Regions from separate parts of the Homo sapiens genome. Here regions 2 and 3 are each linked to region 1. Evidence: chromatin loops called from intact Hi-C (ENCODE). Cell type or tissue: PC-3. All regions are shown on one strand. Links, peaks and the distances in the headings refer to the core of each region. The heading gives the core; the rest is flanking DNA.

Evidence for each region. A loop is a pair of places that touch in the nucleus more often than their neighbours do. Peaks named below come from ENCODE experiments on the same cell type or tissue, not always from the same donor. Only the 100,000 strongest peaks of a DNase experiment are listed, where the experiment ranks them.
Region 2: a loop joins it to region 1, with 8 times the contacts of the local background. A loop is called at or near these places in 86 of 110 quality-filtered maps.
Region 3: a loop joins it to region 1, with 2.6 times the contacts of the local background. A loop is called at or near these places in 12 of 110 quality-filtered maps.

The regions. Positions count from the first base shown.
Region 1 is chr6:106,334,190-106,344,750 of GRCh38, forward strand. No RefSeq gene overlaps it. Among named protein-coding and RNA genes, the nearest start is that of ATG5, 14 kb to the left of the region's middle. In PC-3, for the core only: a CTCF peak has its summit at 5,324 (motif pointing right); DNase peaks (open chromatin) are centred at 5,382 and 5,722; H3K4me3 peaks cover 963 bases; H3K27ac peaks cover 894 bases.
Region 2 is chr6:106,558,379-106,568,939 of GRCh38, forward strand. It overlaps CRYBG1 (crystallin beta-gamma domain containing 1), which reads left to right. Exons shown (of 22, transcript NM_001371242.2): 18 at 108-247; 19 at 2,425-2,548; 20 at 2,964-3,122; 21 at 5,386-5,548; 22 at 10,094-10,561. The coding sequence ends at 10,188. Among named protein-coding and RNA genes, the nearest start is that of RTN4IP1, 66 kb to the right of the region's middle. In PC-3, for the core only: a CTCF peak has its summit at 8,346 (motif pointing left); a DNase peak (open chromatin) is centred at 8,343.
Region 3 is chr6:106,507,428-106,515,922 of GRCh38, forward strand. It overlaps CRYBG1 (crystallin beta-gamma domain containing 1), which reads left to right. Exons shown (of 22, transcript NM_001371242.2): 3 at 4,003-5,612. Among named protein-coding and RNA genes, the nearest start is that of RTN4IP1, 120 kb to the right of the region's middle. RefSeq lists enhancers at 2,419-2,498, 2,425-3,030, 3,758-4,716, 4,768-4,837, 4,848-5,007 and 1 more and a silencer at 5,128-5,397. In PC-3, for the core only: CTCF peaks have their summits at 3,232 (motif pointing right) and 5,009; DNase peaks (open chromatin) are centred at 3,364 and 6,554; H3K4me3 peaks cover 5,000 bases; H3K27ac peaks cover 5,000 bases.

The sequences.
Region 1 (10,561 bases), core at 3,442-8,441:
TACCTGTCTACACAGATGGATTCCACAGGGTTAAATTAAAGAAATATGCCAAATATTATTTAGAGATACGTATACACTCAAAACTATTTTTTTTTTTTTTTTTTGAGACGGAGTCTCGCTCTGTCGCCCAGGCTGGAGTGCAGTGGCGCGATCTCGGCTCACTGCAAGCTCCGCCTTCCGGGTTCATGCCATTCTTCTGCCTCAGCCTCCGGAGTAGCTGGGACTACATGCGCCCGCCACCATACCCAGCTAATTTTTTGTATTTTTAGTAGAGACGGGGTTTCACCATGCTAGCCAGGATGGTCTCGATCTCCTGACCTGGTGATCCGCCCGCCTTGGCCTCCCAAAGGACTACGATTACAGGCGTGAGCCACCGTGCCTGGCCTACACTCATAACTATTATGGATTTGTGTTCTAATTTTTCATCCTATAAATTAATATTGTCTTAAAAAAATCTTTGTATCAGATTTTTTTACTGTTTCCATATGAATTTTTTTCTGTAAAAAGCTCCAGGCTCAGTATGGTGGCTCACGCTTGTAGTCCCAGTACTTTGAAAGGCCAAGGCAGAAGAATTGCTTGAGATCAGGAGTTTGATACCAGCCTTGTCAACACAATGAGATCCCATCACTACAAAACATTTTTAAAATTAGCTGGGCATGATGGTGCCTGCCTGTAATCCTAGATACTCAGGAGGCCGAAGTGGGAAGATTCCTTGAGCCCAGGAGTCTGTGGCTACAGTGAGCTATGATTGCACCACTGCACTCCACCCTGGGCAACAGAGTGGGACACTGTCTCTTAAAAAAAAAAACAAAAAAAACTCTTAATAAAGTCTAGGATGAATCAGCCAGGCAGTTTTTCAGTCTGTTTTTTTCAATGAACATCAGAAAGAAAAATAATCTGGGAAGTGTAAAACTGAAGGACAAGTCTTTAAAAAAAAAAAGTAAAAATAAAAATAGCCTGATTTCTAAAATAGTAAAATAGATTCTTGCAATAATGCGTTGTTGTCAACAGGTGTCACTGTCTACCAGAGGTAAAGCTCAGAGCTCCCCAGCCAGCAAGGCCAGCCAACAGCACCCTCAATGAGGTAAAGATAGGCCAGGTGCGGTGGCTCACGCATGTAATTCCAGCACTTTGGGAGGCCCAGGCAGGTGGATCACATGAGGTCAGGAGTTTGAGAGCAGCCTGGCCAACATGGCAAAACCCTGTCTCTACAAATAAACAAATTAGCTGGGCATTGTGGTGTGTGCCTGTAATCCCAGCTACTCAGGAGGCTGAGGTAGGAGAATTGCTTGAACCCTGGAGGCAGAGGTTGCAGTAAGCTGAGATCGCATCACTGGACTCCAGCCTGGGCAACAGAGCTAGACTCTGCTAAAAAAAAAAAAAAAAAAAAAAAAAAAAAAAAAAAAAAAAAAAAAAAAAAAAAGATGTAAAGATAGTGTTTCCCAGTAGGAAACATCTGGTTATTGTAAAAGATCTTGTGAAATCCTAAAAACGTTCTCACAACAAAATTATTTTAATTTCCAAAAAAAAAAGGCTTCTAAACCTTGTGAATATTAACTCACATTCTCTTTTTTTTTTTTTTTTTTTTTTTGAGACAGAGTCTCACTCTGTTGCCCAGGCTGGAGTGCAGTGGCGCGATCTTGGCTCACTGCAAGCTCCACCTCCCAGGTTCATGCCATTCTCCTGCCTCAGCCTCCCAAGTAGCTGGGACTACAGGCGCCCATCACCACGCCCGGCTAATTTTTTTTTGTATTTTTAGTAGAGACGGGGTTTCACTGTGTTAGCCAGGATGGTCTCAAACTCCTGACCTCGTGATCCGCCCTCCTCGGCCTCCCAAAGTGCTGGGATTACAGGCGTGAGCCATCGCGCCCAGCCTCATATTCTCTTTCAAATCCATCCCCTTTCCCTCACATTCTCTCATTGGTTTGATTTGGATCATCGGCTTGTGCAGCAGAGCAGAGTGGTTGAGATATGAACTCTTAAATTCTTGCTCTGACATCTATTACCTATATGGCCACAGACAAATGAGTTAACCAGGACTGGCTACATAATTTCTGATGCCCAGGGCAAAATGAAAACGAGGGCCCTTTGTTTAAAAATTAAGAATCTCAAGATGGAGACAGCAGAGCATGAAAGCCGGTGCCAGGCCTTGTGCAACTGAACAGGTCGCATGCACAAGAACTTAGCTCTTATGTAACTTTTCCAAGCCTCCACTTTTCCATTTTCCTCAAGCTAAAATAAGGAAAATGATAGCACCTGCCTCGTGGACTTGTGAGGATTAAGTGAAATGATGCACATAAAACGTTTATCGCAGTGCTTGGCACATAGTAAGCTCTCAATAAATAGGAGCTGCTGTTTTTATGTCCTTCACTAGACTGTATGCCTCTCCTCCCCTGTGCCAATCCATTTTACAACCTGCTGCCAGAGTAATCTTCTTTAGCACAGTTCTGATTATGCCCCTGCCCTATTTTTATAAAAACTAAATCTTCACTGCCTACAGAACAAAATCCAAATCTAACCCGAATCCACTTTTCCAGCTCCTCTCTCGTCAGCTGTCTGGCTCCCTGGTCTCTCTCTGAGCTCGGTCCTCACATCCCTGTGCCTTTGCTTACCATGTTCATTCTGCTAGAAATGTCCTTTCCCCAGGGCTGGGGGGAAATATACAGGGATCTAAGTCACAGATCTGCCTTGGAATTGCTTACAACCTAAACTGGGAAACAGAGCATTATACAAGAGATGTAGCAAAGCACAAGGCAGGAGTGGTCAAGGGAAAAAGTGTCATAAAAGCTCAGAAGGAGCAAAAGTCTTGACTAAAATGGCACTTTTAAAAAAGCATTTCTTTTCATAGTTTTTAAATGGTTACTATATTATATATAGGCTATATGTTGTATGTATCAAAACCCATCGCTCCATAGATTCTTTACAAAAATATGATTCACACTTTTAAGTTTTTACACAATAAACTTGAAAGAGGGGGCAACATGTTTTTTTTTTTATTAATAAACTTCATTTTTTTAAGGCAGTTTTAGGTCCACAGCAAAATAGAACAAAAAGTAGAGAGAGTTCCCATATATCCTCTATATCCCCCCACCCACACGCACACAACCACCCCCACAATTGACATTCTGCACCAGAATGGTACATTTACTACAATCAATGAAACTGCGTTTACACAAAATTATCACCTGAAGTCCACAGCTTACATTATGGTTCACACTTGGTGTTGTATGTTGCATAGGTTCTCACAAATGTATGACATGTATCCACAATTGTAGTATCATATGGAGGAGTTTCATTGCTTAAGAATCTTCTGTGCTCTGCCTATTTATACCTCTCTCTTTCCTAACTCCTGGCAATCAGTTATCATTTTACTGTCTCCACAGTTTTGTCTTTTCCAGAATGTCATACAGTTGGAATTAGGCATTATATAACCTTTTCAGATTGGTTTCTTTTACATAGTACTATGCATTTAAGTTTCCTCGTGTCTTTTCAGGGTGCAATGTGTTTTTTAAATAAAATATTCTAAAATCTAATTCACATTTAATTATAGAGTGGGACATTTAGATGATTTCTCTTTTTACTTTAAAACGTACTAATTAAAATTTAATAGACACTTTTATCAACAACTGTTACGCTGAGGATCTTTCTGTGGGATAATTTGCCTACATATATTAATTGTTAGAATTGGCAGAGATAAGTTTCTAAAGGCTGTCTTTGAATGTTAAGGACGAGCAGCATTTTTTTTATGTTTATTTTTTTTTCTTGAGACAGGGTATCACTCTGTCACCCAGGCTGCAGTGCAGTGGCGTAATTATGGCTTACTGCAGCTTCAACCTCCTGGACTCAAGCCATCCTCCTGTCTCAGCCTCCCAAAGTGCTGAGATTACAGGTGTGAGCCACCACACCCAGCCAAATCTACTCTTTTTTCAATGGGATTCTTTCATGCTCTACTTGTCACACACTTCTATCCACCATTTATGCACCCTTATTTTGTTTACTGCCTTATTCTAGGCAGTTTTCTTACATTCTTTTCATCCACTGACTATAACATGAAGTTTCTGTATTACTGAAAGAGAGATACAAGTAAAGTATCATTTTCTCCACACTCCAACCCCTACCCAGCAATTTAAAGTGATTAGTGTTCTCATGGAACAGTGTGTCCATTAATTCAATTGGCTTTTTGATGCAAGGCTGTGCAAAATACTCAGGATACTAAGGTACATCAGAAATAATTTCTGCCTTCAGGGAACTCACATTCCAGTGTGGGAGAGAACTGACAAGCAAACAAAGGACCGCAGCAGTCCCTCACAGGCTGTAATTAAACTACATACAACTGCCATCAGAATCTAGCTTCAAGAATAACTAGCAGCAACATGTAAGATAAACCTTAGAAGTTAAATGAATATAACAGGTAGACAAGGAAGGAAAGGGCTTTTAAGCCAGGGCTGTAACCAAGGGGTTCATGGTTCCAATTCAAGGATTTGAAGATTTGGTTGGGAAAATAGTTTCATCTTTATTTTCAGTAACCTCCAGTTCGAAATTTAGCATTTCCTTCCATTATAAATTCAGGCCACAAACTGGAGTAGTATTGGCAATATTTGTAACTTGTCACCAATAGAATCACAGATATATTCAACTCACATTGCAGTTGATTCAGATCCTTGAAATATTTACTATTCACTACTTTGAAATTACAGTAGTTACAAGGCTCACTGTAAGACCTTATTATTTATTGCATTAACAAGGAAACAATATAACACAACTTTGTGTTCCTAATATTTTGATAACTATATATTAACATATTGGGGTTTCTTTGTAGCAATGTGTATGTTGATGCCTTTAAATACATTATTCTTAGATTTCCCAGACAGTCTAAGATATGCATTGCAAAAGAAAAAAATGAATAATTAAATAAGGTCAAGAATCCTGCTCTAGGCAGAGGGAACAAAATACACAAAGACACGGAAGGTGTAAAATATGAGGATTTGTTCAAAATTAAATCCCCAGTGCTGTCTTTTCTTTATCCTGACTTTAAGTTCTGCCCGCTCCTGTCCTCTTACCCTCTTGCTGCCACTCTTCCAGTTTGGCACAGCTGTCAGTCTTGCCTTCTTCCACTCTATTTTCTTCACTGTCTTCAAAACGGGTCCATGTAAAATGCCACGATGCTTGTGCCGCTGCTACTTAGGTTGAAGGTGGTAAGGAAAGTCTGGCCTGCTTGGCCTTCATCTGATACTCTCCCTCTGTCCCCGAGGCCCCTCTGTGGAGTCTTGGACTCCCTGGGATGCAATCTGAAAGCCTGGAAGAGAAGTGTGGCCTTCAATATCCTCCAGGGGGCGTTCTTTACCTCTCCATCTGCATCTCCTACCCTATGCCTCCCGGAGCTCTGAGTCTCTCGCCACAATGAATCACTTTTTAGTCTTCAAAAAGCTCACCCTTCTGGTACAACCTTATGCCCTCTTTTGCCTCCAATAAACAGGCTACTTCTTCTGCCTGGGACAATACCTCTCACCACCCCTTTTTCCTGATTAATTCCTACTTAGCTGTTAGATGTCACTTTAGAGGTTTCTTCCGGGAAGCTCTCTCTACTTCCCCCAAGAATATCGCCTTATTATGTGCTGTCTTAACAGTATTTACCTTCATTTTATCATTGAATAGTAATAGACTTTTGCTGGTCTGTGTCCCACAGAATGCTGCACTGTCTTTTCTGGTTGGCACTGAGCCATTCATTACTCACTGTTTAATTCCCCACATTGTAACTGACATATAGCAGGCATTCAGTGGTTTTACCGGTGAGATGAATGAAGCTGGAATTATTGTCCAACCTTACATCAAGAGAAGGATCAGAAGCCAAGGAAAGGAATTTGGACTTCATCTTCCAGACCTCTAGGTTTTTCAAACTATTAGTTATAATCTGTTACTAGATTGTAAGATTAATTTAGTGGTTTGCAATAATTTCTTGTGTTAAATAAAATTTTGTAGAACAGAACAGAATAGAATAACATAGAAAATATCAAAGTGCATCACAAGTAGCAGGAGTAAGTTTGTTTCATAAAACTTTTACTTTAGTTATATATATTATGCATACACGTGCATATCTTGAATAAGAATGTGTTTATTGAGTCCTGATGTGGAATGTTTTTATTCCAGTGGGTCATGTTAAAAAGGTTCTAAAGACACTGTAACCAGAGGGGATCCACGGAAAGTCTCAATCAAAGGCATGATATGACCAGATGTGTGGTTTTGGAAGTTTTCTCAGACCGTAGTGAGTGTTTGTTTGTTTAATAGACAGGGTCTTGTTCTGTCACCCAGGCTGGAGTGCAGTGGTGCGATCATAGCTCACTGTAGCCTTGGACTCAAATGATCCTCCTGCCTCAGGCTCCTGAGGCAGCAAGCCTCCCTGAAAGCACCAAGGATTTTTAGGGCATAAAATGACTATGCATGATACTAGAATGGTAGATACATGTCATTAGAAATTTATCCAAACCCCTAGACTGTACGACACCAAGAATGAACCCTGTAGTAAGCTATGGACACTGCATGATAGATGTGTAAATGCAGGTTCATCGATTGTAACCTACAGGCCTTATTTATGTAGTTAGGACTGTCCCAGATAGCTGTGACTACAGGCCCAAACCAGCACACCCAGCTAACATAAAGTGTGTTTTGACTGGCGATGTCTCTGGAGGCAATGGGAGCAATTGAAAAACTACCACAGTCAACTGGGAAATGATGACAAAGGCAAGGCAGTGGGATGAAGAAGAGGGTGGAAAGAAGAAATGTTCAAGAGGAATAATCAAGGACTTTAGTGACTGATTGGGTGAGTTTGTGAGGGCGGCTGAGGTGTTAGTGTTCAGGCTGTTAACCAAGACCAATGCCAAAACGAGATTACCCACTAGCAACACCAAACGCCTGCAAGGATGTGAGCAACAGGAAGTCTCATTCATTGCTGGTGGGAATGCAAAATGGTACAGCCACTTTGGAACACAATTTGGTGGCTTCTTACAAAACTAAACACAATCTTCCCATCTGATCCTGCAATTGGGCTCCTTGGTATTTACACAAAGGAGTTGAAAACTTGTGTTCATACAAAAACTTCTATCCATATGGATGTTTGTAGAAGCTTTATTCACAAATACCAAAACTTGGAGGCAACCAAGATATCCTTCAGTGGGTGAACGGATAAACTATGGTACATACAGACAAATAGAATATTATTCATCACTAAAAAGAAATGTGCCATCAAGTCATGAAAAGACATTTAATGAAACTTAAATGTATGTTGCTAAGTGAAAAAAGCCAGCCCAAAAAGGCTACATACTGTATGGTCCCAACTACACAACATTCTGGAAATGGTAAAACTATAAAGACACTTAAAAGACAAGTGATTGCCCTGTGTGGTGGCTCACGCCTGTAATCCCAGTACTTTGGGAGGCTGAAGCTGTTGGATCTCCTGAGGTTGGGAGTTCAAGACCAGGCTGGCCAATGTGGCAAAACTCTGTCTCTACTAAAAATACTAAAATTATCTGGGTGTGGTGGTGGGCACCTGTAATCCCAGCTACATAGGAGGCTGAGGCCAGAGAATCACTTGAATCTGGGTGGCAGAGGTTGCAGTAAGCTGAGATCACATGGCTGCACTCCAGCCTGGGCAACACAGTGAGACTCCATCTCAAAAAAAAAAAAAAATCAGGGGTTGAAGGGAGGGAGGGATGAACAGGCAAAGCACCAGTGACTCTTAGGGCAGTGAAACTACTCTGCATGACACTAGAATGGTGGATATATGTCATTATAAGTTATCCAAACCCCTAGACTGTACAACATCAAGAGTGAACCCTATGGTAAGCTATGGGCACTGTGTGATAATGATGTGTAAATGTAGGTTCATCAGTTGTAAACTACAGGCCTTATTTATGTAGTGAGGACTGTCTAAAATTAGCCCATGAATCACTGTCTCTAAGCATTGTTGTTTGCTGAAGTATTAATATTAATGATACAAAGAAATTATAAAACTGATAAGAAGAAAATTTTTAGCATGTGTTCCCTAGAGCTCAAAGTTGGTTAATGTCACTCTGGTGGGCAATGTTGTTAGTGGGGGGCTATACCTGTGTGGGGGCAGAGGATATATGGGAAGTCTCTGTACCTTCTATTCAAATTTCTTATGACCCTAAGAATGCTCTAGAAAAACTAAGTCTAAAAAAAAAAAAAAAAGAAAAAAGAAAAACTAAGTCTATTAAAAAGGTGGGGGATTACCTGCAAAGTATCCTTATGGAATTTTATGGTAACATCTAAAGAGATCTAGAGTTTGAGGGAGCAGTCTAGACTGGAGGCATTTTCTTAAGAAGACATTTATCACTCATGTTAGTCTGGGTCCTCCCAGAAGCAGACTCCAGGACAGGATTAAATTTACAAATATTTCTCTAGGAGAAGTCTCTGTGATAGAAAATGTAGGGGGGTCAGGCATGGTGGCTCACGCCTGTAATCCTAGCACTTTGAGAGGCTGAGGCAGAAGGATCGCTTGAGCCCAGGAGTTTGAGACTGGCCCAGGGAACATGGGGACATCCCTGAAAAAAAAAAAAAAAAAAGAAGGCCAGGCTCTGTGGCTCAAGCCTGTAATCCCAGCACTTTGGGAGGTGGAGGCGGGCGGATCAACTGACGTCAGGAGTTCAAGACCAGCCTGACCAGTATGGTGAAAACCTGCCTCTACTAAAAATACAAAAATTAGCCGGGCATGGCGGCACATGCTGTAATCCCAGCTACTCAGGAGGCTGAGGCAGGAGAATCACTTGAACTCCGGGGGGCTGAGGTTGCAATGACCCAAGATCACACCATTGCACTCCAGCTTGGGCAACAGAGCAAGACTTGGTCTCAAAAAAAAAAAAGAAAAAGAAAAAGAAAAGGAAAATGTAGGGAGAGAGGAGGGGCTGGGAAAGCCAGCTGTCAGTGGAGCAAAGGAGCAGGTGGATAGAAGCCAGTTTAGCCTAAGGTAGGTGCAACAAGAAATTTTTAGATGTCTCAAGCCAAAGTCATCAGTCAGAGGAGTCCCATGGAATAGGACTGCCCTCTAATCTCCAGCATGCTCAGTCCCTGGGCCCTCAATCAATCACTCTCACTCAGTAAAGATCTGTGAAGTGTATTCTCCTGACCACCACCACACTTTAACAAATACGTCTTATTTTAATATATACACATCAGTGTAAACAAAAGTTCAACACAATAAACTGTTCTTTGCCATCATGAAGTTCTGAGGGGCAGTGCATAGCTTTGCGTCTCTTGGCCACGGTTTCAGACCTTTCCTCTTCCCCTCTAGATGTCTCTGTAGTTCCTGATACTCAAATACCAGCTATTTAGGGATTAACAGATAAACCTATTCTTCATGCATTGCTGCTACATTGCTTTTTTGCCTACATGTCTTAATCTGATACTTCATTTAAAAAGCAGGATGTTTTGACCAGGCGTGGCAGCTCATGCCTGTAATCCCAGTACTTTGGGAGGCCAAGGGAGGTGGAACACCTGAGGTCAGGAGTTCAAGACCACTCTGACCAACATGGCAAAACCCTGTCCCCACTAAAAATACAAAAATTTAGCCAGGTGTGGTGGCATGCGCCTGTAGCCACATTTATTTAACCTTCCTAAGCTTTATTCTTCTCACCTATGAAATGGGGTAACAATAGTTGCAACCCTATAGTATTGTTATAGTAATAAATTATACATATGTTATATATACATAACAAATAAACATCTGTTTATATATGTGCTGTATGTTATATGCATATTTATATTTATATATATATACAATATTACACAGTGCCTGGTGTATGGTAAGCACTCAAAAAATTAACCATAATAATAACTATTGGCTGGGTGTGGTGGCTCATGCCTGTAATCCCAACAGTTTGGGAGGCCAAGCATGGAGGATTGCTTGAGCCCAGGACTTCAAGACCAGCCTGGGCAGCACAGGAAGACTATGTCTCTATTAAAAAAAAATAATAATAAATATTAATAACATCATTGTTTTTACCTCCCTGCTATTAGACTTACTCCCCTTTTTCATGTTAATTAATTAATTAATTAAAGCTTTCCTAAAGTATTTCCTGATCTTTAGGAATCTCTCACATAATTGCTAACATTTTTTTGGCACCCACTTTGGGCACCTTTATAGTATTTGAAATTTGACAGCAGGTGGCAGAAAACTCAACCAAAATTAGATTTTTAGTTGTTGTTCACATTACAAGAAGTCTAGGGCTTGGGTAGTGGCCCCATGGTAGCGTCATTGTTCCAAATGCTTCTTTCTTCCTGCCCTGCAATCCTCTGGGCCATAAGATGGGTTTGGCTTCTTTGGCATAACATTCATGTCTCAGGAAGGAAGACGAAAAGAAGACAGAAAGGATGGAGGCCAAGGACTTCCTCCTCTCAAAGGTTTACCATTCCATTCAAGGAAGCAAATCCTCGCCACAGATGTTCACCCACATCTAACTGGTCGTGATTGTGCCAAATGACTACCTCTATCTGGAAAACAAGCTGGGAAATCAAGTACTTTTAGTTAGAGAGTGTTCTCACCTCAAAC
Region 2 (10,561 bases), core at 5,268-10,267, 230 kb after region 1:
AATCTAGCAGATTTTTTGTGCTTTGTCCTTGTAACAAGATGATTTTCACATAAGTTTGAATTATTAACAAAGATGAATAACAGAACATTGTTTTTGTTCCTCAACAGGAATTTTCTGAACCAACAATTATTCTCTTTGAAAGAGAAGACTTCAAAGGAAAAAAGATTGAACTTAATGCAGAAACTGTCAATCTCCGATCCCTGGGATTCAACACACAAATACGCTCTGTTCAGGTTATTGGTGGCATGTGAGTTACCTACTTGTTGACTCAATAAAATAGATCATTTTAAAAATCAAGTTTGGGCTGGGCACAGTGGCTCACGCCTGTATTCCCAACACTTTAGGAGGCCGAGGTAGAAGGATCATTTGAATCCAGGGATTCAAGAAAAGCCTGGGCAACAAAGTGAGACCCCATCTCTACCAAAAATTTAAAAATTAGCCAGGTGTCGTGGCACATGCCTGTGGCCCCAGCTACGTAGGAGGCTGAGGCCGAAGGATCACTTGAGCACAGTAGGTTGAGGCTGCAGTGAGCCGTGTTCACGCCACTGTACTCCAGTCTGAGTGACAAAGCAAGACCCTATCTTAATTTAAAAAAAAAAAATTGATCAGATTTCTCCCTCTCTTATATTATCTTAAACTAATTGACATATACCCTCTCTTTTTGTAAGGGTTAATAATTATGCACCTTTGTAGAACACTTTTCCACTGGGAAAAGTCATATGTAAAGCATCTTTTATTTCATTATCCAGATTTTTAGTTTATTTAAGGTAAGGATTTTGTCTTTAACACCTCTCATAGTCTAGCAAGTAAGAAAGAGCTGACTTTACTTATCCCTTTAAAAAAGAGCAAGTCCTCTGATTTTGGAGCTCAGGGTTGGGATTTTCCTTTAGCTGGGAATGACTGGCAGATGTTATACAAATGATTAAAGGTCAACTTGGAAAGATTTTTTTCCCCTCAACTTCGAATACTTTTGAATAAGATATAAAAATGAATGAGTACCATCAATGTAATACATGTTTTTAAGAAAGTATTTTTCTTTTATTCACAAAAACAATAGGTATGGTCTACCTGTGTACAACAGATGTTGGGGTGGACTACATCTATTTAAAAAATAATCAGGCCGGGCTGGGTGCAGTGGCTCCTGCCTGTAATCCCAGCACTTTGGGAGGGCAAAGCGGGTGGATCACCTGAGGTCAGGAGTTCAGGACCAGCCTGGCCAACGTGGTGAAACCCTGTCTCTACTAAAAAATACAAAAATTAGCCAGGTGTGGTGGTGGGGCCCCTGTAATCCCAGCTACTCAGGAGGCTGAGGCAGGAGAATCACTTGAACCCAGGAGGTGGAGGTTGCAGTGAGCTGAGATCACACCAGTGCACTCCAGCCTGGGTGACAAGAGTGAAACTCCATCTAAAAAAGAAAATAAAAAAAATCACAGAAGCTGGGCGCAGTGACTCACGTCTGTAACCCTAGCACTTTGGGAGGTCAAAGTGGGCAGATCACTGGAACCCAGCAGTTCCAGACAAGCCTGGGCAACATGTTGAAACCCTGTCTCTATTGAAAACACAAAAATTAGTCGGGTGTGGTGGTGCACGCCTGTAGTCCCAGCTACTCAGGAGGCTGAGGTGGGAGATCACTTGAGTCTGGGAGGTTGAGGCTGCAGTGAGCTGTGATCGTGCCACTGCCCTTCAGCCTGGGCAACAGAGTGAGACCTACCTGGAAAAAAAAATTATAGAATATTAGGGTGGTAGAATTATGGGTGATTTTTTTGCAGTAGGTTTTAATATTTTGTTTTTATGATAAGATGACTAAAATGATAAAATTTTATCCAGGATTTAAGTTCCAGGATTAAAAGTAGAGTGCATTCTTCCCTGATGTAATATGCAAGAGAGGAGGGCGCTGGGCTGCTTCCACGCCAGTCTGCGCTTAAACCCATACTTCCTCAGGTGTGCAGCAGTAGCATCTGAGCGGAAGGGAACTGAGTATCTTAGCAGTTTTTTAGATTTAACAAAGATTACTCTCACTGCAGACAAAACTTTTTATTTAACCCTATTTAGCACCTACTAAGAGCTTTGGAAATATTAACAACTTAAAGACCCATTATTACAACTGAAGCTATTTTATGAATAGTTCCCAGGAAGAACTGAGGAATCCACTAAAAGACAATATTTCACTGCTTTACGGAGGAAAAAACTTACCTATTTCTCTTCAAGAATGGAACTTTTTGGCATAAGTACTCATGTAACAAAAATTTGCTATTTGTCAAGAAATTACTTCTTTTAAGTGTTCTAGAAAAGATCATTTTTCCCCCAATGTATGTTAAAAGTATATAGTTCAGTCTAGAAATGGAAAGCATTCTAAAAATAAATGTAATTGGGGTCCACTGTCAAATGAAAATTGCCACTTACTGTGGTTATTTTTGTTTTCAGATGGGTTACTTATGAATATGGCAGTTACAGAGGGCGACAGTTCCTATTGTCACCTGCAGAAGTACCTAATTGGTATGAATTCAGTGGCTGTCGCCAAATAGGTTCTCTACGACCTTTTGTTCAGGTATTTTCTTCCTCTCCATGCTCTGCATAGACTCTTCTCTGAAATTTTTTTGTAAATGCAATCCAACTTTTTATCCAATTTTTTTATTCAAAGTTTATAACTGGCCTCACCCTATAAACTCCTTCCCTGCCCCAATAATCTGGGCTCAGTTTCTGGTGCTAAGAGGTGTGGCTGCTTCAGAAGGCCATCAAACTGAACATCAAACGCAGTTATCCACAGGCAGGCACCCTGCCTCAGGCGCTTTGACATTTTGTCAAACTCTTCTCATTGAGAAAATTTAAAACCTCTGAGACTCTTGAGTATGGTAATTACCCTTAATCCATATCTCACTTTGGATTCTTCCTGATATTCATGCTTGTTCAGTGCTTCCAGCAGCACATCTGGTATAACAACTGCTGGGGGTTTTGTCTTCTAGAAGCGAATTTATTTCAGACTTCGAAACAAAGCAACAGGGTTATTCATGTCAACCAATGGAAACTTAGAGGATCTGAAGCTTCTGAGGATACAGGTCATGGAGGATGTCGGGGCCGATGATCAGATTTGGATCTATCAAGAAGGATGTATCAAATGCAGGGTGAGCTTTAGGATTCCACGGGGGCCTGTGATGGCTTTGCTAGGAGGTGACTCATCCTTTCATATGCTTTTGATCTTTTCTTCAAGTAGATGCAATTTCACAATTCCTGGAGTACTTTCAGAAATGAATTTGTTTTTTTCATGACAGTATATCCTAGCTCTGATAGAACCAGTCTAGGAACTTAAAATGAAAGGTAAATATAGCACTGATCCAAGATAGAATATTTATTTCTATGCTTGATTTTTATATAGTAGTAGAAAAAGGAAGTGTGTTATTCTTCCCTTTTTCCTTAATGTAACTGTTACAGAAACAAACTATAAGCTCCAGCCCTGTCAACAAAAATCACTCTTGGTTTGTTTTGGGGAAATCCACAGAACGGGATGAAGGGTAAAGAGATCCCTCTGTGTGCTGCACAGTCCATTTCCTAAGTGTCATACGTTGTAAATTAGAAAATGGCCCATGTCCCTCCTGCATCATTCCTACTATTAACAGACACTTAAAAGCTGACTGTAGTAAGATTTTTATGAAAGAAGCTCATGCTTCTATGGTAGATAAAACTTTTTTACTCCTTGATTTTGTGAGCTTGACCGTTGGCTCCTGATTTTCTTTAAAAAAACAAAACAAAACAAAACAAAAAACCAAAAAAAACCTGGTGCCCCGTGAGTCAGCAGAAGGAACACAGCCTTGCGAAAAGGAGTACAACTCGTTAATTGGGTCTGTTGTGCTGGAGGGGGAATTCTTTCAGTAAACAGAAGTACTGTTTGGACATGCATAGAAGAACTAGCAGGAGGAACAGAAGTAGTTGTAATATGGAATCATGAAAAGAAGCTTTCTGCCTTTGAATTGTCTTAATCCAAGAAAATGGTGTCTTTCAGCAGTTATTTCTAACAGACATTTCAGTGATGTTATTTAACAACTTTGAATTCAATAGGTCAATGAGAAAAAGTCTCCTAGATTATCACAGTGCTTTCATCTCAATATAGAATAATATACTTTAATTTTTTTTAGACGGGGTCTTGCTCTGTCACCAGGCTGGAGTGCAGTGGCACTATCTCGGCTCACTTCAACCTGTACCTCCCGGGTTCACGCGATTCTCCTGCCTCAGCCTCTCGAGTAGCTGGGACTACAGGCGTGTGCCACCACGCCCAGCTAACTTTTTTGTATTTTTAGTAGAGACGGGGTTTCACCATGTTGGCCAGGATGGTCTTGATCTCCTGACCTCGTGATCCACCTGCCTTGGCCTCCCAAAGTGCTGGGATTACAGGCATAAGCCACTGCGCCTGGCCTACAATAATACACTTTTAACAGGCATTTTTATAGCAACATTGTTTTGTTTTTGTGTTTGAGACAGAGTCTAGCTCTGTTGCCCAGGCTGGAGTGTAGTGGTGCAATCACAGCTCACTGTAGCTTCGACCTCCTGGGCTCAAGGGATCCTCCCACCTCAGCCTCCTGAGTAGCTGGGGCCCACAAGTGCATGCCACTATACCTGGCTAATTTTTAAAACTTTTCTGTAGAGATAGGGTCTCACAAGTGATCCTCTCACCTTGGCCTCCCAAAGAGTTGGGATTACAGTTGTGAGCCACTGTACCTGGCCAGTAATTTTTGTTAATGGCATGTGAACATGACTGCCATACATTATTTATATATTAAGGGTAGATTCACTTCAGGGAAGGGCTCATAAAATCTTTGCATTAAAACACCCTCTAGTGAGTCTGCATTTTTCTGTTTTCATAGCTGGAAAGCATGCCTGTTTAGAAAATTTTAATTCTCATGAAGGAAAGACAAATGCTAATAAATGCAATTCCGAGTTTTAAAATGATAAAATGCCCTTTAGCCACCCAGTGCTACAAAATTAGAGGTGCAGTCATATACTGGAAGGTCAGGCCAAGCAGAGGTGGAGATGTCAGAGGGAGATATAGCTACAGAACCTGCCTGGGATCATGGTCACTTATGACAGGGAAAAATATGATGGGCAGTTCTAATGTTATGAGGCTTTCCCTACTAGTAAGATAGTCTTGCAAAGGGCAGAAGTCTCTGACGATGCACAAACATTGAGATTTTCCCATCATTCGTGTCATCTGAAATAAATGGCATAAATATTTATTGTCCGATTCTAGTTGGCTAAGAGCTGAACTGCCTCATGTGGGGTAAATGAAGCTAGGAACTAAGATAATTTTAAAGCCCAATGTAACCAGAGAAATAATTGCTATGAGACTTACAGCTGGATACATATTTAAGATATCTGGTCTTTTCCACTGAGCAGATAGCAGAAGACTGCTGCCTGACGATTGTGGGCAGCCTGGTAACATCTGGCTCCAAGCTAGGCCTGGCCCTGGACCAGAATGCTGACAGCCAGTTCTGGAGCTTGAAGTCCGATGGCAGGATTTACAGCAAGTTGAAGCCAAATTTAGTTTTAGACATTAAAGGTAAGGGTCACTTCCTTTATTTTCTTTATTGTAATGTGTATGTCTTTTAGTTAAGGAAAAATCTATTCATAACTTTTGAAAATGATGAATGTATTATTAGTAGTAACAGTAAGAGAGCCCCTACTGTGTGCCAGCTGCTGTGCTAGCCACTTTCAGTACACCATGTCCCGTCATCTTCACAGCCGCCCTATGAGGCCTACATTATCCCCTCTCCCTCTTTTCTCCCCAGTTTTACAGACAAAACAACAACAACAACAACAACAAAACCCCGGAAGCTCAAAGGGGTTGGCCAGTTTGGCCACAATCTCACAGCTGTAACTGCTGAACCAGAATCTGGCCATAGGCTGACTTCAAACATTTATTTTATTATAATAGTGTTAGGCTAAAAATCACAAGCTGAAAGGCCGTGATTGCACTTAGTTCGGTAGAGTTGATGATTCTCATGTATACACGTGACCTTTCATTGAAAAGATCTAAGATCTCAAAGGAATTAACACAGCCTACAGGATTTCAATGCAACATGTGTTCAATGAAGCTAATAGGGAGTGAACTGATGGTGCTTGGGGGAGAATAAATTTAGCGTGGTTGTCCTCAAACTTTATTTGCATCAGAATCACCTGGAGGGCGGGTTAAAATAGACTGTGGGGCCACATCCTCAGAGACTGAGTCTGTAGGTCTGGGGTGGGGCCTGATAATTCCTTTTCTAACAAGTTCCCAGGTGTTGCCAATGCTGCTGGTCTGAGGCCCACACCCGGAGAACCACTGATAGTCATTTAAAAATAACATAAGAATGACCTAACCTCTGTGTGGGAACTCAGTGAACTAGTGTGTTGCTATTGACAGGTGCAGATGGTGTGTTCATGTCATCTGGGGTAATTCTGCTTTAAATTAATGGGCACTTTTTTATTCCCTATCAGGAAAGTCAGCACAATTGTGTTTTGTAGCGAACTGGTGATAATGTAACCATACTACATACTCCATTAATTTTTTTAAATTTTTATGAGTATATTACATACTCTATTTTAAATCATCACTACAAAATGACTCAATTTTACTTTAATCAGGGATTTAGGCCAATGCTGTCATTAAAGTTTATGATGTAGGGGTAAAGAGCCAGGTGCCGTGGCTCACGCCTGTAATCCCAGCACTTTGGGAGGCCCTGGTGGGTGGATCACGAGGTCAGGAGATCGAGACCATCCTGGCTAACATGGTGAAACCCCGTCTCTACTAAAAAATACAAAAAAATTAGCTGGGTGTGGTGGTGGGCGCCTGTAGTCCCAGCTATTTGGGAGGCTGAGGCAGGAGAATCGCGTCAACCCGGGAGGCGGACGTTGCACTGAGCCGAGATTGTGCCACTGCACTCCAGCCTAGGCGACAGGGCAAGACTTCGTCTCAAAAAAAAAAAAGTTGTAGGGACAAGAAAGTGCTGTAATCTGATTTTTAAAAAACAACTTTTCTGGATAATGGAGAACGAATCTGGACATTTTCATCAGGGGCTTTGGTAACTGTATGGGGAGCAAAAGTGGCTGTCACTTCTGAATGATCTCCAGGTAGGTAGCTTGGCCAACCCACTTAAAACAATGGACTTAGGATCAGACAGAATCTGAGAAGTTGGAAAGATGCTCAGAAGCAAACAATGCCTTTGCCTTCATTAAAGGGGGCACTTAGGGAACACAAACTAAGCACTGCAACTACAGGCTGGATGGAGACCACAAAGATCATATAAAATGCAAGTAGTACCCTTGGATATAAGAAAATAAATGCAATATTCAGAAACCAAACAGTAACATATAGTACAGCTCCCTCACCTTACATTTGGTACAACAGATTTGTCAATATGTAGACAGGTGAAATACTCATTTTATAGATGATCAACCTGAGGTTCAAACTAGTTAAGAATTATGCAGATCTTTGTTTATTCTTATTTTGATAAACTTTATTGCACTAGAGTGCTTCAGTGTTGACAAGAGTTTCAAAATCTCCAGAGACACCAAAGAAATGTGACTCAATTGGAAAAAATGGAGTTTTTGACACAATGTTAGAGAAAGTAGGGTATGTAGTTCTCAAAGGAAATCTGACCAAACCTTCCTGTTTTTTACAAATGTGATCTGCTTCCTATGTCCAGGGTGGACAACACTATGATCCTTAGCTAGAGCTTTCTTCTCTTATTCTTTCAACATGTATTCACGGGGTACACACTATGTGCCAGGCTCGGTGCTAGACACGGAGGGCACCAGCGTGAAAAAAAAAAAAAAAAGCCTCCTCCTTGGCTTCAGACAGTTTACGTTCTAGATGCGCTAGGCACACAGGATGTCCCTGACTTGTTACATTAGCAGCGGACCAGAAGGAAGGACACCTCACTCCTTGTCTTGGCTCTGACATGAACCGTGGGACTCTAGGTTTCTTAAGACTTCTTTTTAAAGCTCCAGAGCCCCTTCCTAAATGACACTATATAAATTACTCAAGTGCCTGCTGAGTAAGCATAATGTCCCGTATATTTGTGAAATCTCAGTATCTAGCACGGTAGCAACAACAGTCTTTTTTTTTTTTTTTTTTTTTTTTTGAGACGGAGTCTCACTCTGTCGTCCAGGCTGGAGTGCAATGACACGATCTCGGCTCACTGCAACCTCCGCCTCCTGGGTTCAAGCAATTCTCCTGCCTTAGCCTCCTGAGTAGCTGGGATTACAGGTGCCTGCCACCACGCCCGGCTAGCTACAACAGTTTTAATTCCTTGTTAAACTGAATTTAATTTTCTCAGACTGGGAGAATGGTGCCATCTTGTGGACATGAGAGAGCAGCGCCGCACGTCCCACACCCCATGCAAAGGAAAATATAAACACGTCTCTTCTCGTTGGTGCACTTACTAGCAGACCATGATTTCCATTAGCTACAACTACTGAACCATTTGTTATCTATTAAAATTGCCCTAAGAATTATTAGATCATGCATCTGTCTTCTAGCTCATCTTCTTGTGTTTGGGAAATGAGTTCTTTTGGTAGACATTCATGTATTATTCCAGACCACATACCTTGTAACAACAGTGGAAGCTGATTCATGTTCACTTTAAAAAACATGAAGTCTGCACAATTTAAACACTCTCCAAAGGCAAGAGAATGAATCAAATTATTTCTCAAGAACTTTCTAGTTTTCATGATTCTAGTTGAATTTATATGAAAGTATTTTAAGATACTTTACTTTTAAAATACAAAAGATACTCTTAAAATACAAAAAGTATTTTAACATACTATAATGAAGAATGAAAAGAGACATTGTGACTTTAATACTTCCTGAAATTTCAGTGGAGTATGCTGTGTGTCTCTGTCTCGGCAGAGTGTAGGGTTTGCTGGTAGTTTTTTCCCTACTGCTACAAACTTACACATAAAGGCCCAAAACACCTTACCCTTGTATTCTATAGTACATCTAGCCATACATCTAGCTGTGTAGAGGCTGTAGATTACCAATGATGATAAATCAGTGTCTCACAAGAGAAGAGACGATTTCCTTCCTCAACTATAATACCTAGATTTATTGTGTAAATTCCCAAACCTTTTTCATATTTTGTAAATGCTTCAAAGGTGAAAAGAATGTTTATTTCTTCTTGATCCAAGGAGGAAGCATGCTTTCAATACCAGTCACTCCCTGCATCAAAATGCACAGATTTTTACTTTGATGGGGTCTTTGTTGATACATCCTTGGTGCTGAGGTTTATGCTAAAAAAAGGATAAGCCATCTGAAGGGATCTTTATTCTACACTGGAAAAAAAAAAATCAGATAACCCTTTTGTTAATGATACTTCTCCAAAGAAAGAAGCCATGAGGCTGTTTTTAGCACTAAAGTATCTGAAACATCCAGTAAGCACCTTTGGAAAATCTTACAAACATTCTGGTAACAGGGAGAGAGTTCATGATAATAGTTTTACAATACTGTGGTACTCAGCATCCTAAATGCTATGAAATTTTATCCACCAACTGAGTCCCCAGTAGTGACAATGCTACCGCGTCCCCTTATGTACTTCCGGGTGTCATCCAAACCTCCCCTTTGACCTAATACAGCCCGTTTTCATTGTTCATGCAAGTGCTGTTCCTCGATAACCATTCCTCCCACCTTTCCACCACTGCCAGGACTACCTGCTCTTTCCTCGCTGGTGTCTCGAATCTACCATCTCACCACCAAATATATGTTAGTCTCTTTACTCCTTTTCCCTTCTCTCGGGTTTTCCCAGTTCCCTTGAATTTCAGACATTGTAAGAGTGACTGTGGACTAGCTCTTAAGAACTGGGTAGAAAAAGGAGCCCGTGAGGTGGGATGTCCTGTGTGAAGGTGCTGGTGCCCCAATGGTGGGATCTGGACAGATTCACCCATGGCAGGTTGACCCTCTCATCCCACAGGGGCCCAGGCTTCCCTCCCTGCCTTGCCTCCTTGAGGCATGCAGTTCTACACCTTGTTTACTTGCTTACTTTTGCTGTACTGGTGTTAGGGGAATTGTGTCTGCTATAGACCCTTCACCATGGGTACATTCATCTTTTATTATTTTCCTTTCTTTTAGGGGGCACACAGTATGATCAAAATCACATTATCCTCAACACTGTCAGCAAAGAGAAGTTTACACAAGTGTGGGAAGCCATGGTCCTATATACCTGAACAAAGAAGGAAGAAGAATCTTCTGGAGGTCCTTCCAGCCACCTTATTTCTTAAAAAGGACAATGCTGATGGAAGACCAGACTGGAAAGTGGATCGACTCCTCCTTCATTGATTCTAAATTCAACCTTAAATCATGCTGCCATGACTCAGAGAACTTACTCATCGTTTCAAAAGACTATCATAGCTTTAAACCAATAATTTGTCCTCCTTTCATTTCTTGCCTTTCATTTTTGGTAGCTGCTTAAACAGGTTGCCTAATTAGCAGCTTTTGGGTGATTTTGTAAAATGTTATATCAAGATTTCAAGACTGTGTACATTTTAAATTATTTCCAAAGATAGTGACAGGAGAGAACTGGAACAAATTTACCAACTT
Region 3 (8,495 bases), core at 3,030-8,029, 170 kb after region 1:
CACCCAGCCTGGGAACCCTCAGGACCCTGCCCAGGCCTGTGGGAAAGTCAGGGGCAGAGGAATCTGAGGAAGCATGAAGAAACTTGATGGTCACTCATGGCCTCTTTGCAAAACACTCCCCTTCCTAGCAAATTATCATCAAGCCTGGAAAGGTGGTGGGTCTGTGGCTTCCCATCCTAGGTTTAAGACCCCAGACCCAAAGGCTCAAACCTAAGAAGGTCCCTCTCTGACAACTCCCAGGCCAGCTAGTTTTTTGTCTCCATTTGCCTTAGTTTCCCCCTGAACAATGGAAAGAAACAATTCCTGGTTGAAAAGAAATACGTATCGCATTTAGGAAGGGGTGTTCCTCAAAGATGTGACTGAGGACTTTACTCAGGAGGTATGGGGCATTCTGAGCCCTGCTCAGATGATCCTGTTTGGAGATATGATCTTGGATATCCACAGGGACCTGGTCCCGTGGGAGAAGACTGCATTCCCCTGTCAACGAGTCTATCATTTGAAATGACACGAGATCCCTCATTAAGAACTGCATAACGTGGCTGGGTACGGTGGCTCACATCTATCATCCCAGCGCTTTGGAAGGCTGAGGCAGAAGGATCACTTAAGCCCAAGACTTTGATACCAGCCTGGGCAACATGGTGAAACTCTCTACAAAAAAGTTAAAAATTAGCTGGGCATGGTGGCACATGCCTATAGTCTCAGCTACTTGGGAAGCTGAGGTGGAAGGATCACTTGAGCCTAGGAGGTTGAGGCTGCAGTGAGCTGTGATCGTGCCACTGCACACCAGGCTGGTCAATACAGTGAGACCCTGTGAAATGTGCACCCAAGACAGATGGATTGTGCCACACAGTGCATTTCTATTCTTTATTTCCCAGGGGGAAAACTCTGTTTTAAAGAGATTGTATCTTAACTTCATTTATATATACCCATCTTAAATGTACAGTTTGATGAGTTTTGAAAGATAAGTACTCATGTGTAACCATCACCACAATCAAGATATAGAACTTTAACCCTCAACGTTCCTTTGTGCCTCTTCCCTGTTGCACCACCACCACTTACCACCCACTGACCCCACCCTCAGGCAACCACCGACCTACTTTCTATCATTATAGATTAGATTTGCACTGTCTAGAATGTCATATAAATGTAACCATACAGTATGTAACATTTGGAGTCTGCAAAAGCATTTAGCATCCATATCCTTACATGTTTCAGAAGTCTGTTCCTTTTTTATTGCTGAATAATACTCTGCTGTGTAGATGTACCACAATTTGTTTATCTGTTCACAAGCCATGTCCGGTGACTTTGAGCTGTTTCCAGTTTTTAGCTATTATGAATGAATGAAGCCACTATGAACATTCATGTATTTTTAGGAAATTCAGCAGTCTGGCTGGTGATAAACAGGCTGCCCCTCTGAGGGGGGGAGGAGTCAAGTAGTTGAGCCAAGTTGAAGAGCAAGCAACCAGTTTTGTAAAAAGCATCTAATAGCCAAAAAAAAAAAAAAAAAAATTGTTTTAATGCCTATACTAAGCATAGAGAGGACTGCTTGCTGATCAAGCGTCTGCTGCATGGGAAAAGCAGATTGCAACATCATTGGCAGGACAGAGTAATACATATACTTAGTTGGTTTATTTTGACAGGGAATGGAATTAAGCCAAGACTCAAACCTATTTTCCCTGGCTACTACTTCAAGATACGTTTGAAGGCCTGTCCAGACAGCAGAGACACAGAGCTCTATGTCAGAGTCAGACTTTACCTGTGGTGGGACCTTGGACAAACGGGCACTAAAAAAAGACTACCTACCTAGCTGTTGGGAAGATAAAATGAAAGTGTGTGAATCACAAGGGCCTGACCCATAAGGATAGCTCAGTAAACATGTATTATGATTTAAAAATCATGTCATACCTTTGACTTGTAAAATAATCCAAATGTTTCCTTAGGAAGTTACAATATTTTAATTTTTTCCCTTAAATCATACTTCGAATTCTTCCTATATTATTTATATAACCATTGAAGAATCGGATTAATCAAAATCTGGTTAGATTTTAAAATCGTATGACGTCGGGTACAAGAGCTCCGAGCGGCTGCACCATTGGTTCATCGCAGCAGCAGCAGCTGTCTAGTCCCAAAGCGCCCACCAGGCGCTTCTAAGACCAGGAGAGTCTTAGAACCTTGAGAGCAAATCTGATTCATGCGCACTTCCCCGGGAGCTGACTCTGGGGGGTGGGTGACCCGTAGTCTGTTCCTCTGGGCCGACTGTGGTTCTCGGGTGGCGGCAGAACCTCCGCGGCCTCTGAAAGGGGCCCCTGTGGCTGAATGGAAGGAGCATGGGGTGGGCAGGAGGCGACTTGGATTTGAATTCTGACTTTACTGCTCTGACCGCCTCTCCCCCCCACCCCAATTTTGTGTCTCTTTATAGGCTGGCTGAGCTTCCTTTCCTCATCTGTGTGGTAACAGCATGACCTTACTGGGCTGTAGCGGGGTGACACTATGTTACAGTACCAGGACTGTCTCAACAAATGCTTGTTGACCTGTTAATTTCATGCGTTATCTTTCCTATTTCCCATCGCCAAAGTCCATTTGCTGCATGTAACTCAAACGCAATGGAGCTTCAAAGGGTGATTGGGGAACCTCCCCGTAGTCGGTACTGTCCTGAATGTTCCTTTTCCAGGAAAGGTGGGGCTCTTTCCTGCGTCGCCAGGACTCAAGCTAGCACCTAGGTTTTGAATGTTTAAAAGTTGATTCTTAAGAAATACAGTAGCCGCACGTTTGGCCTGGTTTCAGAGGAGTCCTTACGCAAATACACTTCCCTCTCCTAGGAGCCAGGCTGGGCTCGCCGCCCCTGCTCCCCCGCTTTCCCAGGCTCGCCTCCTCCTCTTCCTGCCCACCTCTATGCCCCGCACCTACCCAGTCCCCACTCTGGCAAACCCCGGAGCGCCACCGCGCCCATTGGCGGGTTTGCTTTTATTGGTTTGTTCTGCGCTCCCTCCCGCCTTCTGGCGCGGGCACTGGATGCTAGCCGTTTTGCTCCAGGAGATATAAGAAGCCCAGGTTTTCCCCCTTCCTGGGAGCGCTGCGGATCATTCGCAGGCGGCCCGGCACCCTCGCATAGGTGGGCCGGCCCCTGGGGCTCCAGCCGTGCGACCCCGGAACCACACGTGTGGCGAGGAACGGGTCCCGGGGCGGAGTAGGCAGAGTCCCAAGCGCATCCTTCAGCCACACCTCCTCGGCTCTAGGGGGCGGTGAGCAAAGGCGGTCACCCCTGCAACCTCGCCCGCTACCCCCACGCACTCCTCCGTGTTCACATGGTAGGAACTCCCACAGGCAAAAGCCTTTCCGATGCGCTCTGCAGCCGCGGGATCACTCGGGTGTTTGAACGCTCGCGCGCTCCTCCCATTGGAGCTCCGGCTAAGGCGGGGCCCAGGTGCTTGCTTCCTCCGAGCTTGCTTAAGGTTTTCATGTTGCAAGTACTAGATGTTGAACCCAGGTGGCTTCTTACTGTTCTGGAGGAGAAGGCTGCTAGGACTGGTTTTTTTTCTTCGTCCTCCTTCCCTCCTACAAAAAGAATGGGCGGTGTTTCGGGAAAAAGTCCGCCTTAGGATACTTTAGTGTGTTTACTGCTGCCCCATGGTCACATGCACGGCTGTTTATAAATTGCATCTTTATTGAGGAAGAAGGTAAAAAACCTAGAGAGGGCAAGGAACTATTTATTTTGTATATGTGATTATTTGGACCGTTCAAATTTTCCTTTAAAAAACAAGAATTATAATTCAAAGAAAATGCTATTCTGACTACTGCCAGAAACTTAAGGTGTTTAAGCAAAATTCAAAAGTAAAACCAGAGTTTATTTTGTTGGAATGAATGTAACATAAACATAACTTTATCATTTTCAATTAGAAACTCTGGTCTGTTATCATTTTGGCTGGTGGTTCTGTAATGTACGTCTAAGGGGAAAAACACCAGATTCTCATATGTTCCCTCCTCATCCCTTTTATTTTTCAGTCCAGAGCACAACCTCCAGAAGACAACAGAAGGAAGCCAGTTTTGGGGAAACTTGGCACTCTATTCACTGCAGGAAGGAGAAGAAACAGTAGAAACGGGTTAGAGAGTCCCACCAGATCAAATGCCAAACCACTCTCTCCCAAAGATGTGGTAGCCTCTCCTAAGCTCCCAGAGAGAGAGAGTGAGAGGAGCAGATCTCAGAGCAGCCAACTGAAGCAAACGGACACAAGCGAGGAGGGCTCCCCGCGGGAGAATCCCCGAGAGGCAGAGGGCGAGCTCCCCGAGAGCGGTGGCCCCGCAGCCCCCCCTGACGCCGAGCTGTCACCTCGCTGGAGCAGCAGTGCAGCGGCTGTGGCTGTGCAGCAGTGCCATGAAAATGATTCACCCCAATTAGAACCTCTGGAGGCAGAGGGAGAGCCTTTCCCAGATGCCACCACCACTGCCAAGCAGCTGCATTCCTCGCCGGGAAATTCCTCCAGGCAAGAGAACGCAGAGACGCCCGCCCGCAGTCCGGGGGAGGACGCTTCACCAGGTGCTGGCCACGAACAGGAGGCTTTCCTGGGTGTGAGGGGTGCGCCAGGGTCGCCCACCCAGGAGCGGCCCGCGGGAGGACTAGGCGAGGCCCCTAACGGAGCCCCCAGTGTGTGTGCCGAAGAAGGCTCCCTGGGGCCCCGCAACGCCCGCAGCCAGCCCCCCAAGGGCGCGTCTGATTTGCCAGGTGAGCCTCCGGCCGAGGGCGCAGCGCACACGGCCAGCTCCGCGCAGGCAGACTGCACAGCCCGCCCCAAGGGTCACGCCCACCCTGCTAAGGTGCTAACTTTGGACATCTACTTGAGTAAGACTGAGGGGGCACAAGTGGACGAGCCGGTCGTGATTACTCCCAGAGCGGAAGATTGCGGTGACTGGGACGACATGGAGAAGAGGTCCAGCGGCCGTAGGTCGGGGAGGCGGAGGGGGTCGCAGAAATCCACCGACTCCCCCGGCGCGGACGCCGAGCTCCCTGAGAGCGCTGCCAGGGACGACGCGGTGTTCGACGACGAGGTGGCGCCAAACGCGGCCAGCGATAACGCCTCGGCGGAAAAGAAAGTGAAATCTCCGCGGGCAGCCCTCGACGGGGGCGTTGCCTCCGCTGCGAGCCCAGAGTCCAAGCCCAGCCCCGGTACCAAAGGGCAGCTCCGAGGGGAGTCGGACCGGAGCAAACAGCCACCCCCGGCTTCGTCCCCCACGAAGAGGAAGGGCAGGAGCCGTGCCCTCGAGGCCGTGCCCGCCCCGCCCGCCAGCGGCCCCCGGGCTCCCGCCAAGGAGTCCCCACCCAAGAGGGTGCCCGATCCCAGCCCAGTCACCAAGGGCACTGCGGCCGAGAGCGGGGAGGAGGCGGCGCGGGCCATCCCCCGCGAGCTCCCGGTCAAGAGCAGCTCGCTGCTGCCGGAGATCAAGCCCGAGCACAAGAGGGGCCCGCTCCCCAACCACTTCAACGGCCGGGCAGAGGGAGGTCGAAGCAGAGAGCTGGGCAGAGCGGCCGGAGCGCCTGGAGCTTCTGACGCCGACGGCTTGAAGCCCAGGAACCATTTCGGCGTGGGCAGGTCGACAGTGACCACTAAAGTGACCCTGTAAGTAGCCGCGCAAGTCCCGGCCGAGTTGCTGTCCGCACACGTGCTGGGGGTCCGCTCTGAGAGGCTCGGGGTATCTGCATTGTGGAAGAAACGTCTGGTCACTGAACTTTCCCCTCCATGCTGAACTTAAGATAGTGAAGGGCCAGTTTACACAGTCAAGATTTAAGATGACACCTGTGGCAGCCTCCTCAGTTAATTCCCTTTTTAACACAAGATTTAAGTTTAACGAATGTAAAAATAGGATATCCGTTGAAGCTCAACGTTTATGTAGATGAGAGATAAGACCTCATGGCCTGACATGAGCTGATTCTATTCTTTATTCAAAATGTACAAGGGTGTTCCAAGGTGGGATGTTCTTAAAATGCATGTGCTGTGAATTTCAAAATATGGAGCAAACAGTAACATGTTAAATACGATCCAGTAGCTTTGACATGTGTGAGTTTTAAGAGAATTTGCAGAACCTTTTATGGCACTCAGTGCATTTATTGGCAAAAAGCTTAAAAACACACAAGAAAAGTTCCTAATACAAGTATCTTGGTTGCTTCTTCCCCTTTATAATGTTAGGGAGTCTGGTGATACTTTTGGACCCAGGCTGAAAAGTAGTTTTCAGTTACTGAAATAAAGATCAGTGTTCTTACTGGAAGATTATTTGCTACATGAAAGCAGCTGTGACAGGTGTGAGTTTAAGATAATTCCAAAACATTTTATGGAACTTAGTGCATTATTGGCCTAAGCCTTTTTCAAAAAGTCCCTAATTTATGTATCTTGGTTGCTTCTTCCTCCTTGTGCTGCATGAAAGCACAAAACAACTGTGACTACTTGCTGTTAAGTTTATTCATTTCACAAGTAATTTATTTAATACTTTCTGTGCAAGATATTGTGCTAGTCACTGTGGGGGAAAAAAACCCTACAACTGTGACTCAGGATATTGCCCTGAAATTTTTATAGCCCCATCTGGCACACAAAAAGCACACAAATCAAATAACAATACAAGATGATATCTGATGAAACTGCCAAACGAATGTTACCATCTGTAAATCCTGGGGAAGTGCTAGCGAGCAAGAAATCACTGCTGGTGCTTTGGGGGAGCTGGGCCTTGTGCCTTGATGATAAATGCAATTTGTATAGGTGGACAGGATAGGGAAGGTACTCTATGAAACTGATAAGACCCTCCCTTCTCACACTTCTGCTCCCTCACCACTCCCACTTAGCACAGGTGAATAATGATTAAGTGCTTAAGTTTTTCCTCCATTCACATATTTGTTCAAGGAGTGGGTATTTTAACAACATTATCATTATAATTCTTGAACCTAATGGTTTCTTTCATTCTATTTGATTTCTTGGATAAGTAAGCTTAAGAGGAGGAGAGTTCTGATTGGGAGAACTCTGAGAACTCTGAGAGGGAAGTATGCGTAATGAATAACTTGACTACCTCACCAACTGCCAACCTGGAGACCTTTGATATAGTCAGTGATTTATTCTGTGATGGTAGGTAGCATCAGAGAAATGAGCTGGGTGAATGATGCCTATTATTTATAGAAGACCAGTGTGATTGAATGCTAAAGCCTCCTAAATGTGAGCCTTAGAGAAACATTGCTGTGTACCTTATGAAGGATGGTTCACCTGTCTTCCAATTAGAAGACACCAGTAGAAAAACCAGAAATGTTACACTGTGAAATAGTAGGCTAAACAAACAGGAAAGATGATCTTATAATGAAATTCTTCGTTTGCTGTTCTCTGTAATAGAACTAAACCAAATATGTCTTTCCCAGTTCTGATTAATTTATACCTAAAAATTTTCTTTACCAGACATTCAATGTATTTGTTTTGCGCAGTGCCTTGCACATGGTCATTTGGCAAATTATTGACTTAAAAATTAATAAGTATTTCTAGTCCTTTGACCCATTTCTTTGTGACTGATGGTTTTTTCAGACCCTTTAATTCTTCCTATGACCGTATCGCAAGATGTTAATCAGATTATTCTTTAAAACAATTTGAGACTGAAGAGTAAGAAAAACTATTTCGTATTTCCTGAAAAATGACACTGAAGTAGCATGTTCCTTTATGCTGTTAGAAAAATTATTACTTCAAGTTCTCTACCAAGTGCTGAATGTTGAAATTCTTAAAATGGTATATGTAGAATAAGGAGAATTTTCCTCTTATAATATAACTATGGCTTTTTGGACTCCAAATTATTTTCCCCTGTCTCATAATGAAGGCATTACAACATGAATTATAGGAGCCTTCCTTTTAATCAGTCTGAAGTAGGTTAATTGTAGTAACTCTTGGTAGCACAACTTAATAGCACAGAAAGTTTGGTTGTAAAATTTATTCTGATCTTCGTGTAAATCTTTAATGTGCAGATACGTGTTTCCTGTCCTTAAGGTAGCCTGTTGGCTAACCTGTAGTGTTTTCTATTTACATCATAAGATATACTTCGATGTTTGAATTGAGTACCCTTCCTTGAAATGATTAGTGAGAATTTTTAAAAAGTATATTCTCTGGTATGTGACCATCCCTCATTAACTGATAGCAAATTGAAGCTCTCTATTTCTAATCATCTCACTAGTTTCATAATTTGATCTTTGAGGAAATGCTTATAAATTAATTTTCCTTTTAAATTTAAGGTATGGGCCTGCAATAAGGGAGCCTAAGTATCTTATGGAGATATTGGGGAAAGCAATGCCTGGGAGAAATTTATGAGCAGAGATCAAATTTATTTATTTATTTATTTATTTATTTATTTATTTATTTATTTATTTATTTTTGAGACAGGATCTCACTCTGTTACCCAGGCTGGAGTGCAGTGGCATGATCATGGCTCACTGCAGTCTCGACCTCCCCCGGCTCAGGTGATCCTCCCACCTCAGCCTCCCTAGT